Regions from separate parts of the Mus musculus genome. Here region 2 is linked to region 1. Evidence: chromatin loops called from intact Hi-C (ENCODE). Cell type or tissue: left cerebral cortex. All regions are shown on one strand.

The links. Peaks named below come from ENCODE experiments on the same cell type or tissue, not always from the same donor. Only the 100,000 strongest peaks of a DNase experiment are listed, where the experiment ranks them.
Region 2: a loop joins it to region 1, with 2.5 times the contacts of the local background. A loop is called at or near these places in 12 of 42 quality-filtered maps.

The regions. Positions count from the first base shown.
Region 1 is chr2:160,868,298-160,876,297 of GRCm38, reverse strand. Zhx3 (zinc fingers and homeoboxes 3) reads left to right here and starts at 3,308. Exons shown (of 4, transcript NM_177263.3): 1 at 3,308-3,507. It overlaps Gm35129 (a long non-coding RNA gene), which reads right to left and starts at 3,300. Exons shown (of 3, transcript XR_866921.2): 1 at 867-3,300. In left cerebral cortex, no CTCF peak of the experiment used is centred here; DNase peaks (open chromatin) are centred at 3,643, 3,907, 4,621, 4,785 and 2 more places; H3K4me3 peaks cover 2,485 bases; H3K27ac peaks cover 3,533 bases.
Region 2 is chr2:160,800,301-160,808,300 of GRCm38, reverse strand. All of the region lies in intron 2 of Zhx3 (zinc fingers and homeoboxes 3), which reads left to right. Among named protein-coding and RNA genes, the nearest start is that of Zhx3, 69 kb to the left of the region's middle. In left cerebral cortex, no CTCF peak of the experiment used is centred here; DNase peaks (open chromatin) are centred at 1,885, 2,148, 3,013 and 3,281; H3K27ac peaks cover 2,464 bases.

The sequences.
Region 1 (8,000 bases):
GAAGCTGGAATTACAGGCAGTTGTGATCTACTTGACATGGGTGCTGGAAACTGAACGTGAGTCCTTTGCAAGAGTGGTACTAGCTCCTAACTGCTGAGCCAACTCTTCAGACCTTTACTCTAATTCATATGTAATATATATATTACAAGCTAGGATCCATATCTGAGAGAGATTGTGAGGCCTTTTCTTTCTGAATTTGTGTCACCTTGCTAAAATTTACTTTCCAGTCACCCGTCTCCCTGAAAGTTTCATATTTTCATTATGCAGAGTAAAATTCCATTATGCATATTACAACATTATGTACTCGCCAGTTGATGAGCATCTAAGTTAGCTAGCTCCCTTTCCTTGCTAGGGTAAAGATTTATATATAGTCATGTATCTGCAAGCGTCTTTAGGGTCCTTTGGGTATATGTGCCCCAAATCCACTTTTTTTTCAAGCACACCAGTGGTTTTTAAGTCTGGGGGATCCAAACTTCTATTCTCAAGAGGTTTACTGTCCAAGCCATCTTCCTAGGACATTTCATTTTAAAAGAAACTTTTAAATTTTATTTATTTATTTACGGGACCAGAGAGCTATCAGGAGTCAGTTTTTTTCTTTCTACCATGTGGGTCCCGGGGATGAGACTCGGATTTTCAGGCTTGGCAGCAAGTGCCTAACCTGCCGAGTCCTCTCATGGGTCCTTTTTCTGTTGAAGGAAAATAATTTGCCTCTGATTAAATATCATCAACAACTTCCCCTCCTCCTTGAGATCCTTCCCGACACTAAGTGTGTGCTGGTTGCTGCCTCTGCCTAGACTCACTTCCAGTCATCTCCCCAGGCTCAGCTTCCAGCTTCCAGTGTTATTGGGAGCCCTTCCCCCACTCACCTTCATTGTTTCTTTGGCCCTTTGGATGTTTGTTCTCTCCACTGGTACTGGAGATGGAACTCCAGGGCTTGGCTATGCCAGGGCAAGCACTGTATGCCCCCAGTAGCAAGTCTCTCTTCTGCCTTTAATTTTTATCTTGAGATAAGGTCTTGCTAAAGTTGCCAAGGCTGGCTCAAACTTGTGGTCCTTCTGCCTTAGCCTCCTGAGTATCTGGGATTACATGTAAGCACCAGCTTACTTGCTCCATACTGGTAATTATACCCTCTGTGCTATGTTTACCAAAGCAGTTGGCATTTGCATATTCTCCTCCAGAACTGCAGCGTGACATGTCTGTCTCTTCTGAAATATGGAGCTCTTTGGCATCTGGGAGACTGTCTTGCTTACGTCTTCATCTCTCAGAGTGCCTAGGTGAGACGAGGTACTTGGAAAATTGGTTGAATAAATAAAAATAAATTGGAGTACAACATATCTTATATACTCATTCATTCAAGAAATATTGAGTGTTTGAACATGTCTGCCCATGTTCCAGATGCTGAAAATAAGCAAAACAAACATTCCTGCCCTGAGGGACATGAAAGATAGGAGAGGTTATACAGGCCAGGCAGAGAGGCAAAGCACAGAAAAGGGAGACGGCATGGTGAGGGTGGGACTTGATATCCATCAAAGGAAATACCTTTTGAATAGAAATGTGAAGTGAGACACATCTTCCCGATGCTCAGGAGAACATATCCTAAGTGCAAGAGTCATTCATGTTCCAGGGGCAGGAAGGAGGCTGGTGTGGCTGGCTGAGGCAAGAGGAAGAAGGAAATGCGCTTAGTTAGAAAAAAGGTACAGATTGCACGTGATCTAGGGGTCCCTGGAATAAAGGCTGTTTTTTAAAAAAATAATGTGCCCAAGATAGAAACCATTGGGTTTTTTTTTATAAAAAAATGATTTATTTTACATTCTAATCGTTTTCCCTTCCTTCCTCTCCTCCCCCCCAGCCCCCAGGAACATTATTTTGGCTTAGGCTTTAACAAGATCCCAGTGACTGCTGTGTTGACTACAGGCTGGAATGAAGGAGAGCAGGTAGGGAAGATGCTATTGCAGTATTCCCAGCATGCAGATGTCTAAAGGTGGGGCTGGCAGGCTGGCTAATGGATTAAGATGGCTATGATTGGAAGAGAGGAGTGAAGGGTGGCTGAGACCTTTGGCCTGATCATTAAAAACAAAACAAAACAAAACAAAACAAAACAAAACTGGGCTTGACATGAACTGTATGTAATGAGGAAGATTGTGTAATAACCATATGCAGTGTGTTAAGGTACAAGTTCTAGTGTTTGATGCTGGACATGTTAAGTTTGACACATTGCTCACACTTAAAACATACATTTACTAACTGTGATAAATTCAGCTTTTTTTGTTTTGCTCTTTGAGACAGGTTCTTACTATGTAGTCCAGACTGGTTTGGAACTTGCTTTGTAGCCTAGGCTGATCCCAAACTTGCAATCCTCCTGCTTCAGCCTCTTTCAGTGAGATTATGGGTGTAGACCATCTTATACACAGCAATAAAGTCAGCCTCATTTGCTAAACACCAAGATAACGTGCAAGAAGCTTTATATAGACTGCCATTTAATCTTCTCACTCATTCTATATAATCCTAACATTTTGTTGCCTTTTGTGGATGAGCAATTGTGGCCAGTTGATATTCGATATAAGCTAATTTGGGGTTGGGACCCGCTCAGTCTTCAGAGCTCTATTTGTCAATCTGGATCCGAAGCAGTAGGGGACCACTTTCTAAACATATTTGCCACAGATTTAGGTTCTGTTGTGAAAAGGTGCCTGGAACAGGAACCAAGATTTTTAATTCCAGGCCAACAGCAGCTGTGAAAATGTACATGAAGGGAGCAGGTGTTTGAAAGCGCCACTATCCTAAGACAGTGTTAAAGAATCGGAGATCATGCCTTCGTTTCGGCCGCTATTTCTCTGAGTAAACAAGATACTAGAACCTGCCGTGAACCCTTAGTGGCGTTAAAGCAACTCCCAAATGTGGCTAATTTGGAAACACTGCACTGGAGAGAGGGCGCATGGGTCTGGGACCCTTGCCCAGACTACATCCTTTTGAAAGTTTAACCTCGTGTGGCCTTCCTTAGGTGGCCCTCAAGAAAGACCAGGATACGGAGCACAAAGGCCGGGAACCGCTTAGGGCCTCAGCATCCGCTCAGTTGTCCGCCTCCCCTGCCCCCGTGGCCCCCAACACAGAGAACGCTGGCCCGCAGCCGAGCTGCGCATGCGCTCTGGGTAAGGTCCGCTCCCCGCGACGTCAAGGGGCTTGCGCCCGTTCCCAAAGCCCCGCCTCCTAGCGCCTGAGGCGACCCGGGCGGGGGGTGGGGGGTGGGGTCGAGCCACGCCCCCAGCCGAGTCGAGGAGGGCCGACCGGAGCCGAACGCCTCCGAGTGCCACCGAGCTCGGCCGAGCGGCCGGGAGTCAGTTGGTGCTGCTCGTCTTCGCCCCAGAAGCAGTCCGTGGATCTGGCGTCGCCACCGCCGCCGCCGCCGCCTCCGCGGGGCCTGTGCCGGCCGGCCGCCCACCAAGGAAGGAGGGAGGCTCGCGGCGTGGGGAGAGCAGCGGGGGCCACGGGTGCCGCCGCCGCCGCCGCCAGGTGAGCGCCCGCCGAGGCCCAACGTCCCCAGAGCTGTCAGTCCCGGGCGTCTGTGTGTCTCCCCGCCTGTCAGCCCCTGTGTGTCTGCGAGCGCCTTCCCGCCAGGCCCGGCTCCCGCCCGGCCCTGTCAGCCGCCAGCACCCCCGCTCCGAGCGGCCCCGCCCCTTCCCCCCGATGTCCCGCCTTCCCCATCTGTCAGCGCCGCGCTCGCTCGCCGTGGGCTCCACGCCCGGGAGTCCAGGGTCTGGGTGGTCGCGCGGGACAGAGTTGCAGAAGGAGCCGAAGCGGGCCGGAGGTGGGGGGCCTGGCCGTGGGTGCGTGTGTCCGCATCCCGCGGGCGGCTGGCGAGCGGCTGGCACCGGTGCGTCTGGTGAAATGAGCGTCGGGACTCGAACCACTCCGGGGTACAGTGGAATCCTCCTTGCCCACGCGGAAACACCCGGGTTCTGGGATATCCAGATGGGCGTGTGAGCAGAGTTTGGGACCTGGGAAGCCTCTCCAGTTTGGGGTTTTCATTCAGAGAAACCTGTTGGAAGTGATTGGGGAGTGGGTGGGGTGTGGGGCTTAGGGTGCAAAGTACCTGAGAGCTTGAGGCATTCTGAGTTGTGTGGCTTGCATTTGTGAACAGTGATTGCCAGGGTAGTGTGTCCTGTGAGAAACTGTTATGTGACGCGGGTGGGGGTGGGGGTGTTAGAGAAGGGAAGGCATGCTCTTTTCTGCCTTTCTGGATGTCATGCCAACACATATATTTATCTAGATAGCCTAAAATGTTTATTCATGAGGCATCTACACATTTTTTTAATGAAAAAAAAGAGTACGGCACTTTTCATATATATATATATATATATATATATATATATATATATATATATATATATACACATACATACACACACACACACACACAAACACACATGGTCTCGTATGTTGCTATCTTGATTTATTTTTTTGTTTGTGGTAACGTAGCATCACAATATTTCAAAACTAACAGAAATGTGTTCTAAAATAATTGGTAGCTTGCCGGATAATTCTCAACCGAGGAGAAAAGATCCAAAAGCACACTTCATTAGCTGGAACAACTGATTTCGGGCTTAATTTGCTTCTAAGAGACATACAGTGGAAAAATCCAGAAACAGCAAAGAATGTATCAAAGAGACTTAGGAAATGAGCAAAAGGGCCTTTGTATGTGTGTGCCTTGGAGAGATGGTATCAAAGCAGCTTTAAGGGACAGGGCTGCTGTGTAATGATAAACATATTAACCAAGTTGGTTTTGTGACCTTGATACATTGGGCCATGCTTGATTTGTGCAGTGGTTCATGACAGGCAAACATTGCGTGGGAAGTGTGGTAATTTTTTTGGAAAAGAAAAAGTTCCCTATGATGGTTTTTTCCCTCAGTTGAAGTGAGATTTCAGACTAGTTGTGTCCAAAATTGGGATGTACGGGGTGTGGTGTGGTGTGGTGTGTGTGTGTGTGTGTGTGTGAGAGAGAGAGAGAGAGAGAGAGAGAATGAGCATGTGTGAGCACTTGTGTATGGGTGAGCATCTCTGTTTTTCTGTCTCTGATTTATTTTTAAGGCAGAAAATTTGAGTAACAAACGCGTAAGGGAAAAAATCCTCATAATTTACAAACACTAGTAAACTAGTTTGGCATTTATCTTTTTCAGTCTTTTGCTCCCAAGTATATGTGTTTTCTTTTTTCTCTCTCTCAAAGTGCTACCAGCCTATATGAGTTTTATCGTATACTTTTCCTTCCATTTATAAATAGATTGTGAGGGGTATGTCTTGCTTTTATGAGCAATTATTTTCCCTTTAAAAACTTTTAAAAAAAAGAAGAAGAAGAAGAAAAGAAATCCAGGTCTCAAGAGTTGTATGCTTGCAGCCCTCCAGTAACTTCTCCTGCAGTCCTCTCTATGGCCTATTGCGCTGCCTGTCTCCAACCTGGCCAAATCAGTCTCAGCTTTTTAAGAACTTCAGTCATACTCCAGCCTCAGCACCTCTGCATTTATGCTTCTTCTGTGTACACAGCTGGCCTAGATACTGTAAAGTTAAGATGGGTTTCCTTAACTTTAGGTCTTCAGGATTTCCCAACAACTCTACAAGATCACATCACCCTCTGCTGTACTTAGCACCACTTGGTAGTATTTATTTGTTGGTTTATTGTCTGTCTCCTTTGCTATCTAACCAGCTCGAGGCCTTGTTTCACTGAGTACCCTCAGGGTTTAGAACTGTTCCTGCTCCACTATAGGTATTTAGTATTTGCTCACTGAGTAAACAATGGATGCTAGTTGTCCATCTAGTCATGTGACATTGCTGGTAGACTTCTAAGTAGCTATATCATGAGGTGGAGTAACACATTTGTAAACTCTGCAATTTTCCTCTTGTTAATATATCTAGATGAACTTTACAAAGTGAGCCTTAGTATCTTGAAAAGAATGACAATCTTAGGGACTGGAGAGACAGCTCAGCAGCTAAGAGCACTGGCTGCTCTTCCAAAGAGGACTAGGTTCCATCTCCAGCACACACATGGACAACTATCTGCAACTCTAGCCCCAGGAGTCCAATGCCTTCCACTGACTTCTGTGGGTACCAGCAGAACAGTGGTGCACAGATATACCAAAGACAAAACATCCATACACATAAAAATAATAATAAAATTAGAAAGAAAGGCTGTAGAGTTGGCTCAGCAGTGAAGAACACTTATTACTCTTGAAGAAGATCAAGGTTTGAGTCCCAGCACCCACATGGCAGCTCAGAACCATCTCTAACTCCAGCCCCAGGGAGACTGATACAGTTTTCTGACCTCCATAACTACCAAGCACACATCTAATGCTCATACATACATGCAGACAAAACACTCATACACACAAAATAATAAAATCAATGAATCTTAAAAGAAAAGAAAAGACCTTGATTTAATTTGAACAGTTTTAAGAAGAAACATTTTTTGGCAAATGTTTTTTTGGCTTTTGGAGCAGTCTAAAGCGTCCCAGTTTGGTAGTTCTTAGCGGTAGTATAAGCCTTAAGAGCATAGTGAGCTTTTTGTGTCCACAGATACCCAAAGGTGTAATTACAGCCTTGATGTGTTTTCATCTGGGGGAGGGGTAGCTGTTATATTTACTTACTTTCTTGGCAGTTCTGTCCTTTTATCTCTCTGCTTATCAGTTTTGGATGGCTTTGGAGGTGCACACACTTGTTTTTTTTTTTTAATTTTATATTTAATCCTTGACCTTTGAGCAGTTTTCATCTCTTGTGTGACCTTTGAGCTGTTGGAAAGTATGGGCTTCGTCTTTCAGGAGAAAACAACATCTGTAGTAAATAGGGATGGGGAAAATTGTATTTTTGAGTGTAAAATAAAATTCTTATAGGTTTGAACATCAGATAGGCTACTTTTGTTTTTAGGGGGGAGTCTGTTTGAGTTTTGTGGGGGGAGATTTAATGTTTTCTCTGAACCTTTCCTAGAATAATACAGCCCAGAGACCTTAGAAAAAACTTTTGATGCTTATGTTTCAAATATGTAAGAACTTGGTTGTGTAGTATATATGTCCTAAATGGAAATTTTATCCTGCCTAGGGACTATAGGGAATATGTTGAAGTTTATTTATCAGTGGACTTTTGTTGCAAATGTATTTGCATGCAAGTCTGTGTGCTTTTGTAGAGGTTGCCTAATCCTATTCAGTTTTAGATTTCCATCTCTTCCTCTGAGACAGAGTCTTGATGTATAGCTGAAGCTGCCCTTGAACTCACTGTATAGCTTAGGGAATCCTTGAGCTTGTAATCCTCTAGCTCCAGTTTCCTAAATTCTGGGAATTAAAGCATGTAATCACCATAGCTCAATATTATCATTTCTTTTCTCACTCAGCTATTTCTCTTCTCTCATTATATTCCTATCCCAGTTATTCTCACCCAAGACTTTAATATGCATTACATGGAGACAACTCCCTCGTTAAAGCGTCTCCCCCCACCCCAACCAACTCCCTGCCTGAGGCTTGCATTTTCATCTATCAAACTTTCCTGTTGTCTTTGTTTGCTGCCTCATCTCAAACTTCACATGTCTACAAATTGCCTGCTCCCTCCACTCCTGTTTCATGATAACTTGGGTCCTTGTGTTTACTAACTAATCATCCTACAGATGAGCTAAACCCCAAACCCCCAATTTGGTCTTTCAGTCTCCTGCTCAAACTTCTACATCTGTTGTCTTCATTCTTGATGCATCCATCCCTCAAGCCACCCCAGAATATTTCAAGTTCTGTTCTTTCCTAATCTTGCATTCTCTTTTCTCAGCTGGATGACTGTTGATGCCTCTCAGCTGGTCTTCTAGCCTCACTCTCTCCTGCTTCTTCTACAGAATCCAGGGTGAAGTGGTTAAAAGACAAGGTCAGACTACCTCTTTGTTAAGTGGCTATCCACTGTACTGAACCGTCATATCTGTAAATACTTTGAGGTGCCACCCAGCTCCTACTGCTCTCTCCAGTCCCTGCTCATTGCTTGTGTTT
Region 2 (8,000 bases), 68 kb after region 1:
CAACATTTCAGTGTGGCCTAGTAAGATTTAACAGATGAATGAGGAGTGAATGGAGACTATAGGAGAAGGGCGTAAGGAGAGGGAAAGGTATTCTGAATGCCTTCCTTTTTCTTTTAAGTATGGTTTTTTCCTTTTTTAAAAAATTAATTTATTTTATACTCCATATTTTATTCCCCCCATCTACCCTCCGACTGTTCCACATCCCATACCTCTTCCCCATCCACCTGTGGCCATGCAGATGAACCTACCCCCCCACCCCACCTGACCTCTAAACTCCTTGGGGCCTCCAGTCTCTTGAGGGTTAGGTGCATCATCTCTGAATGAACACAGACCCGGAAATCCTCTGCTGCATGTGTGTTGGGGGCTTCACATCAGCTGGTGTATGCTGCATGTTTGGTGGTCCAGTGTTTGAGAGATCTCCGGGGTCCAGATTAATTGAGACTGCTGGTCCTCCTACAGGATCACCCTTCTCCTCAGCTTCTATCAGCCTTCCCTAATTCAACAACAGGAATCAGCTGCTTCTGTCCATTGATTGGGTACAAATATCTGCATCTGACTCTTTCAGCTGTTTGTTGGGTCTTTTGGAGGGCAGTCATGATAGGTCCCTTTTTGTGAGTACTCCATAGCCTCAGTAATAGTGTCAGGCTTTGGGACCTCCCCTTGAGCTGGATCCCACTTTGGGCCTGTCACTGGACCTTCTTTTCCTCAGGCTCCTCTCCATTTCCATCCCTGTAATTCTTTCAGACAAGAATAATTATGGGTCAGAGATGTGACTGTGGGATGGCAACCCCATCCCTCACTTGATGTCCTGTCTTCCTGCTGGAAGTGGACTCTGTAAGTTCCCTCTCCCTACTGTCAGGCATTTCATCTAAGGCTCCTCTCTTTGAGTCCTGAGAGTCTCTCACCTCCCAGATCTCTGGTACATTCTGGAGGGTTCCCTAATTTCCTATTTCCCTAGGTTGTCTGTTTCCATTCTTTCTGCTGACCCTCGGGGCTTCAGTCCTTTTCCCTCACCCAATACTAAATCAGGTTCCCCTCTCCCCCAACACCCACTTCCCCCACCCATCTACTCTCCCTCCTAGGTCTCTCCCTCCCTCCATCCCCATTTATGATTGCTTTCTTCTCAGAATTTCTAACATTTTACTATTAAAACTTTCAAAGTTACTATAAAGAAATAAGAATATATGGTGAGAAACCATGCATCCACCGCTGTCTCATCCATTAATATTTCTCTTCATGTACTTCCTACTCCTGTTTTCCAACCGTTTACCCATTGTGTTTTTGATTATCCCTCCCCTAGGTACTTATATGTATGTCATGAAATAGAAGTCGGTGTTTGTTCATGGGTTTTTAAATACTAAGCTTATTTACAAGGAGAGCTCAACATTCCATGGCATATATATGAAGGTCAGAAAACTAATGGGAGATCTTTTAGGAAAAGGAGGGCCCTTGTAATTGCTTGCTGAAATGTTTTTCTGATGGCTGCTTTGGCATCAGTTGACTATTTTCTCATTCAGGTTGTGATTTTCTTGGTTCTGGTTATGACCAGTAATTTTCACTGTTGTGAACAGTGTTTCTATAACACTGGGAGAATCTGTGTCTTAATTTGCTGTTGAGTCGCCATATTTTGCAGTCCCAGTAGACTGCAAACTCTTTGGTTTGCTTAGATCCTGTGGTACTGCTGGAAGATCCCATCGGGCCTTATTGATAGAATATTAAATAATAAGTTTCCCCAGGCTGTGGTGCTGGTGCCTGTGTGTAAGGAGAGCAAGTCTCGCTGGGATGAAGGTGACTTCTGGGCACTCTGTAGAGAAAGTGGGAGTATTTCCCTAGCCTGATTTATTTTCAGCTGGACATGAGGTATTCTGCTAGTTGGTGTTGGCAGCTGGCCTGGTACTGTCGATAGAGCTCCTATTTGGCTGCCTTCTCTTGCTAGGTTGGGGGTTGGGTAGCATTGAGCCTGCTACCTTTTTCTGTTGTGTGATGGAGGGGTATCATAACATGCCCAGCTGCATGTTGTTCCTGGGTTGTTAACCGTTATTCTTCCTTCCTCTGTCTTTCCAACATCCTTTGATTGCCTCTTGTGTTACTCCCATTGTACTTAGAGAGGTAGGTGAGAAGTGAGCTCATGGCTTATCCCTGTTGCCCAGCTCATGGCACTCGCTGTTCTGTTTAGTCACTCATCTTTTAGATAATAGGATTGTTTTCAACAGTTACAACTTTAAACTTCCTAAAGTGGATGAGGGACTTCTGGTGGAGGCTTTCCAACAGCCTCAGGGTCTGAAAAGCTTTCTTACAGGACAGACCCATGGAAGGCTGTTTCTTATCTGTCTTTCCCTTACCTGGCTGTTGATGTATTTTTCATGTCTGCTTTAGAAAGGCAGCCCCTTCCTTGTTCTTAAACTTGATGAATAATACAGTATGTTTTTATACCTCTAGCACAGTTAAGACAAATAAACTGTAGTTTTGTAGGGACTTTTCTTAGCTTTTTGATCAATGCCAAATCCCTGTTGACAGGGATTTTATTTTAAATTCAACTATGTAAATTTTACCCATCAGTTAACTGTAAGATATTTAATTTTTATCTGAGTATTTAAATTTATGAACTGAAAAATATTCTTATATATGAGTTTTTTACATTCTTTTCTTGCAAACAAAAGACTTGAGGTCACCTCAGTTCTTCCACAGTAAATATGCCTTTGAAAAATCAGAATAATTCCTAACATTGGAAGCCAGAGACTGTTTTATGTAGTTTACAATAGTAATTTTGCACAAATGATTTCAGGTTAAAATTGCATACTATTTATTCCCACCCATTTCCTTTATTGGCTGTGACACACAGGAATTACGCCCATTGCTTAACTAACCTTTCTGACCTTTTGTTACTTGGCTATAAATTGACTTGGGTCTTTTGCAAAAAAACACTTGGGGGGGGGGATCTTTTTGTTAGAACCCAGCCAATTCCTGCTTCAGTGCAGAACAGTTTGTTCTCTTGAAGGAATGAGCCAGTTCAGTGAGCAGAAAAACACAGCCATAAACTGGCATCAGCAGGGCCTGCAAAGATGATTGCCCATGGTCATTCCACAAAGCAAGGGACTCGCAAAAGAATGAGGTTTTGGAGAGAGAAATATGCTTTTGAGCTCCACTGACTTTAGGTAAATATAATTGACTTTCTAAAGTGAGTTGTGAACACATGAAAAGGGTTTTCTTCCTGTGCTCTGGTGGACATGAACATTTTAACTATTTAAACAGGAGTATAGTGGAATGCTCTTCTGCTGTTCCATTGTCCCCGTGACTGTGCTTGGGCATGAAGAGGTGCACTTCACCAGATCTGCCCAGCAGGGTGGGAGCAGCTTCTGCTCTGCATACAGACACTTACTGATTGATGGCACCTTGGAAGGCTTGAGTGCTGGCCCACCCTCCAAAGAAGACGCTGATGGCAGCTGATGAATTAGAAGAAAACATGAAACATTTTACACAATTGTGAGGCAGATATAATAATAGAAAACACACAAATCACAGTATTTGACAAAGTGATTGGTAGAAATGAGGGCATTTATAAGGGCTTTTTTTTTTTTTAGCTTTTTGATCAGTGTTGTTTAAGATTGTTAGGAGACTATTTAGGAGTTTGCTAGATGGAAGGGTCTCGTTGCTGCTTAGCTTATCCTGCAGTGTACTCAAGAAGCTTTCTTTCTTTAAAAAAAAAAAGTTTCTGGGAAAATATGGCTTTAAAGTTATGGAGTAATGAGACCCTCTGGAATTTAAGGTACTAGTAGAATTACACTTGGAACTAACGTTAAGAGTGGGGAAGGGAGCGAAACGAGCTGACTATAGACTGTGTGCTGTACATCTCAGTCATGGCATGAAACAGCCTAGAATGTCTTCTGTCGGCACTAGGGCTGAAGATATTCCAGAAACCAGAGATTGCCTTGGCAGAACAGGGTGAGGAAAAGTACATTTGAGCATAAAAAAGGCAGATTGAACCAAACTAAGGAAGGGCCATAATACCAGGCTGAAGTGGTTTCTGCATGAAGTCAGTAGAGATAGTGATCCGTGTCCTGGGAAGGCAGATAGGTTGTGACTTGGACGACCATATGGGAAGCACAGGTGCAGGTAGTGTAGGTCACTGAAGTCTCTGCAGCAAATAAGGAGAGGACACTGCTCAGGGATGACCTTGGTGGAGAAAGGAGGCAGGAGGCAAGAAGTCTCCTGAACTTTCAACATGCTGTCAAAGACTCATATACACACACTATCATGTCCACTGTAGTAGACTCAGTGCTGTTTCACTCCAATATTGTATCAGAGAAAGCCGAGGTTGGGGAGATTCCGTGTTTCCCCAAACCTAAGTATCCTGTACGAGGAAGCAGCTGAGTCAGAGTTGGAACCCAGGTTATCTGTCTTCAGACATAATGACATGCCCACTCTTGGAGAGGACCTGATGCAGCTGAGCAACCCAGTGTTTAACAAGCCTCAAAATGTATACATATTCTTTTGCATGCATTTATTTATGTAGTTGAGACAGAGCTACGTTCCTGATTGACCTAGAACTTCCTATATTGACCAGACTGGCCTCAAACTTGTAGTGATTCTCCTGCCTCTGTTTTCACTTCCCTAGTGCTATGCTTACAGGTGTCCAGCCTTGTATAATTCTTAGTTTACACATATAAATAATCATCTACTAATACTTAGATACTAGCACTAATGCTAATACAAGTAACATTTTGAAAGTCTGAACATTGGCATGATCTTATCTCTTAAAATCTCACCTTATATAAGAATTGCTTTGGGAAAAGGCCCAATCAAACTGGCAAAGCATGAGTGGAAATAACTTTTAAAAATTACTGATTGATTGATTGAATTTAATATTATTATAATTTTGTTTTTTATGTGACCATGTGTGCCACAGTGAGTGTGAAGGTCAGCAGACCACTTTCCAGAGCTTGTTTTTCCTTCTACCATGTGGCTTTTAGTTGTTACACTCAGGTCATCAGGTGTGGGGCCAAGTACCCTTACCCAATGAACCAACTCACCAGCCCTAAACCATGCAAGTTTCAGTGTTCAGTGCATGTATATCTGTTTATAAGAGAACAACAAATTTTGGCCTTCAGAAACTAAAGAACCATTTAGGACTAATGTGAATATTAGCAGGGAATCACTTTTTGATAAGTGTATGCTCTAAGATGGTTCAGAAAGACACATTTTTCAGGTAACTATGTAAAAGGGGGGATTATTATACAGAGTTCAGCTTTAGTCAATCCCAAGACAAATTAATAGTTTTCTGCTTATTTCATTCATCCTTCAATCATGACAACATGCATTCCAGGGTTAGCTCCTAGGAAATAGATATAAAAGGCAAGCAAACATGGCTAACCATTTTCTGTTGAGTACCAGAGTAAAATCCACAGCCGTTTGGGACTGGATGCTCACAGTTTAGAATCAAGATTATACTTATACTAACTGTCTTCTTAGCATCCCATTTCTCAGATTCTTTTGCATGTTTCTCTAGCAGAGCAAGAGATAATGAATGTTGTGAAGATAGAAAATCTGAGTAAAGTATCTAAACTTAAATATCTCAGTACTCAGCCTGTATTATTGTGTACCAATACTGGTAAAAATGCTGGGTCTTTAGGGGAAATTTTAATACTTAATGTAGCAGAGCTGTAGCAGTAGCACAGTCCCCTGTTCAAAGTCTGGATTATGTATAGCTCAGGAGAGAAAAGCCAGCCCTGCTTTTTTCTAGCAGATGATGGCATAGCAGGAGAGGCAGGTATATAGCTGAGTGTGCTTGTTAGTATGCAGTAAATCCAGACAGCTAGGCCTCTGCGATCATTTGTCACGTGCTTCCTTGATGGCTGTTAGGCTTGGTACATACGAGGACACTGAAAACAAGGAATCCCAATGACAGTCTGATGTTAGTTCACTGGAGCACACAGACCTGTATGCAAGCAGTCCCAACTCACATAGAGTAAAAGGTTCGTGGTATACTAAACTTAAGATGACACAACAAGGAGAAATCCACCATCCACGCCTGGGGCACTGGTCGTTCCATGGGCTCCCTTATCTGTAACTTTGCTTCTTTGTACTTCTGCTATGAAAACATCTTAATGCCTGTTCCATGTTTGAGTATTACATGATATTGTGGTGATGCAGGTAATGTGCCTTCCCCACATTGCTATGCAGTGAGCATTTTGCAAATATTCCTTTCTCCTCCATTTTCCTCTGCTCAACTTCTGCAGACCCTAGTTCTGCCTTTTTTCATTTTTCTGAGAAATGTAGTCCCATTCATGAACTCCACTATATATTCAGTACCTCAAAATTCTCTCATCTTCACCGTCCTCCTCCCCTTTCCTTTATGTCTCCCAGGAATGTGTATCCCCACTCTCTTTTTTCTGTTCTTGGGTAACAGCAGGCCAAGGATGAGATGCAGGGGAAAGGAGCTGGCTTGAGAAGACTAGGGTGAATTGCTCTCATAATCATATCCTAGATCAAAATTTCTCCTAATCCAAGATCACTCAAATCTCCCAAATAGAGGAGAATGCCAGATTCTTAACTTTCTTGCAGCATGTCTTTTCATACTTCCTTTTACTCAAAAGAGAAAAAAAGAGTGTTTGACCTTGCCAAGCTGCCCAGTTCTAGAGTCTGCTCCTGTCTTAGTAGGTGTTAGGCTGGGATTTTTTTCTACCAAGCCCACATCATGGGTTCTCACTGGCTGTGCACTTCATCTTGTCAGAGTTCACATCTGAGGCTCTTGTGAGAGAGTCCTTGCAGCAGCATCTCTTTGCCTTTCCTCTGGCTCTAGGCCTCTCCTTATTCTGCACCTGCCCAGACCACCCCTATCCAGCCACCCCTTCTCTGCTACATCTTTACCTAAAGAGATAATCATTCACTTAGGGGCATTTGGAAGAGCCTCAAATCTTGATAGGTCGTCAATACTTGGGTATTATGGAAAGCTACAGGTTTCTAGTGAGTAAAGGTCAGGGATATAGTGACAGACCCTACAAAATATAGGACAGCATCCTATTCCCAAGTGTAGAGCTTCCTGTTGCAATTTTTCATTAGTAGCAAGGTTAAGAGCTCTGACTCAGGATCTGATGCTGCCCTGCCTACCTCTGTGACACTAAGGAGTTTTGCTAATCTCAGCAGCTGCTCCTTTCCCTGTATGACTTCACCTCTCTCAACTCTTCCTTCATTCCCTTCCCAATCAAGAGTGGATCCTCCCTTAGGTTCCTACCTGCAGTGTCAGTTCATTGCAGCCCGTCTCCATGTTGCTTTGATAGCCCCCAATAACTTGTTCTTTCAAGAGCAGAGAAATAGCTTGTTTGGAATGGGGATGATCATTTATCAAGTACAATATGCTGTAATCGCTATGTAATATTTATATATAAAAACAAAAATATTTCAAGGGCCTAAACCTTGGCATTGGAAGAGTAAGGAGCACATTGAACAATGAGCAAAGGACTCATAGCTCATACCTTCTATGACCTTTAGGTTCTACATAGGAAGACAGAGTCAGTATTGACTTCCTGAGATTCAGACTATGAGAAGATATCAGCGAGAACCTATCAATTTAGATGTATTTTAGAACTGGAAAATGAAGCCAGGATTCCAGATGTGACTGGGATAGTAGGTAGTTAGCACACATAGAAAATATCATTGTTTGTTCTTGTCTAGATAGTAGTGGCCTCGATTCCAGATATCTACCCAGCATTCCTCCTAATGACAGTGATCCCTTTACTGTAGAAACACTAAAAAGTGGTTTTCTTTACTCCATGGAAGCACAGGACACCCACCCACACATGACTAGTGTTTTGTTTTATGACTGAATCTTATGTAGCCCAGGCCAGTCTCAAGCCTCTAGCAATTGTGCTGTCTCCTGAGTGTTAGTATTATAGGCTTAAACCATTACACCCAGTTTCCCATTTTTTTAAAAGATTTATTTATTATTATATCTAAGTACACTTTAGCTGTCTTCAGATGCACCAGAAGTGGGCATCAGGTCT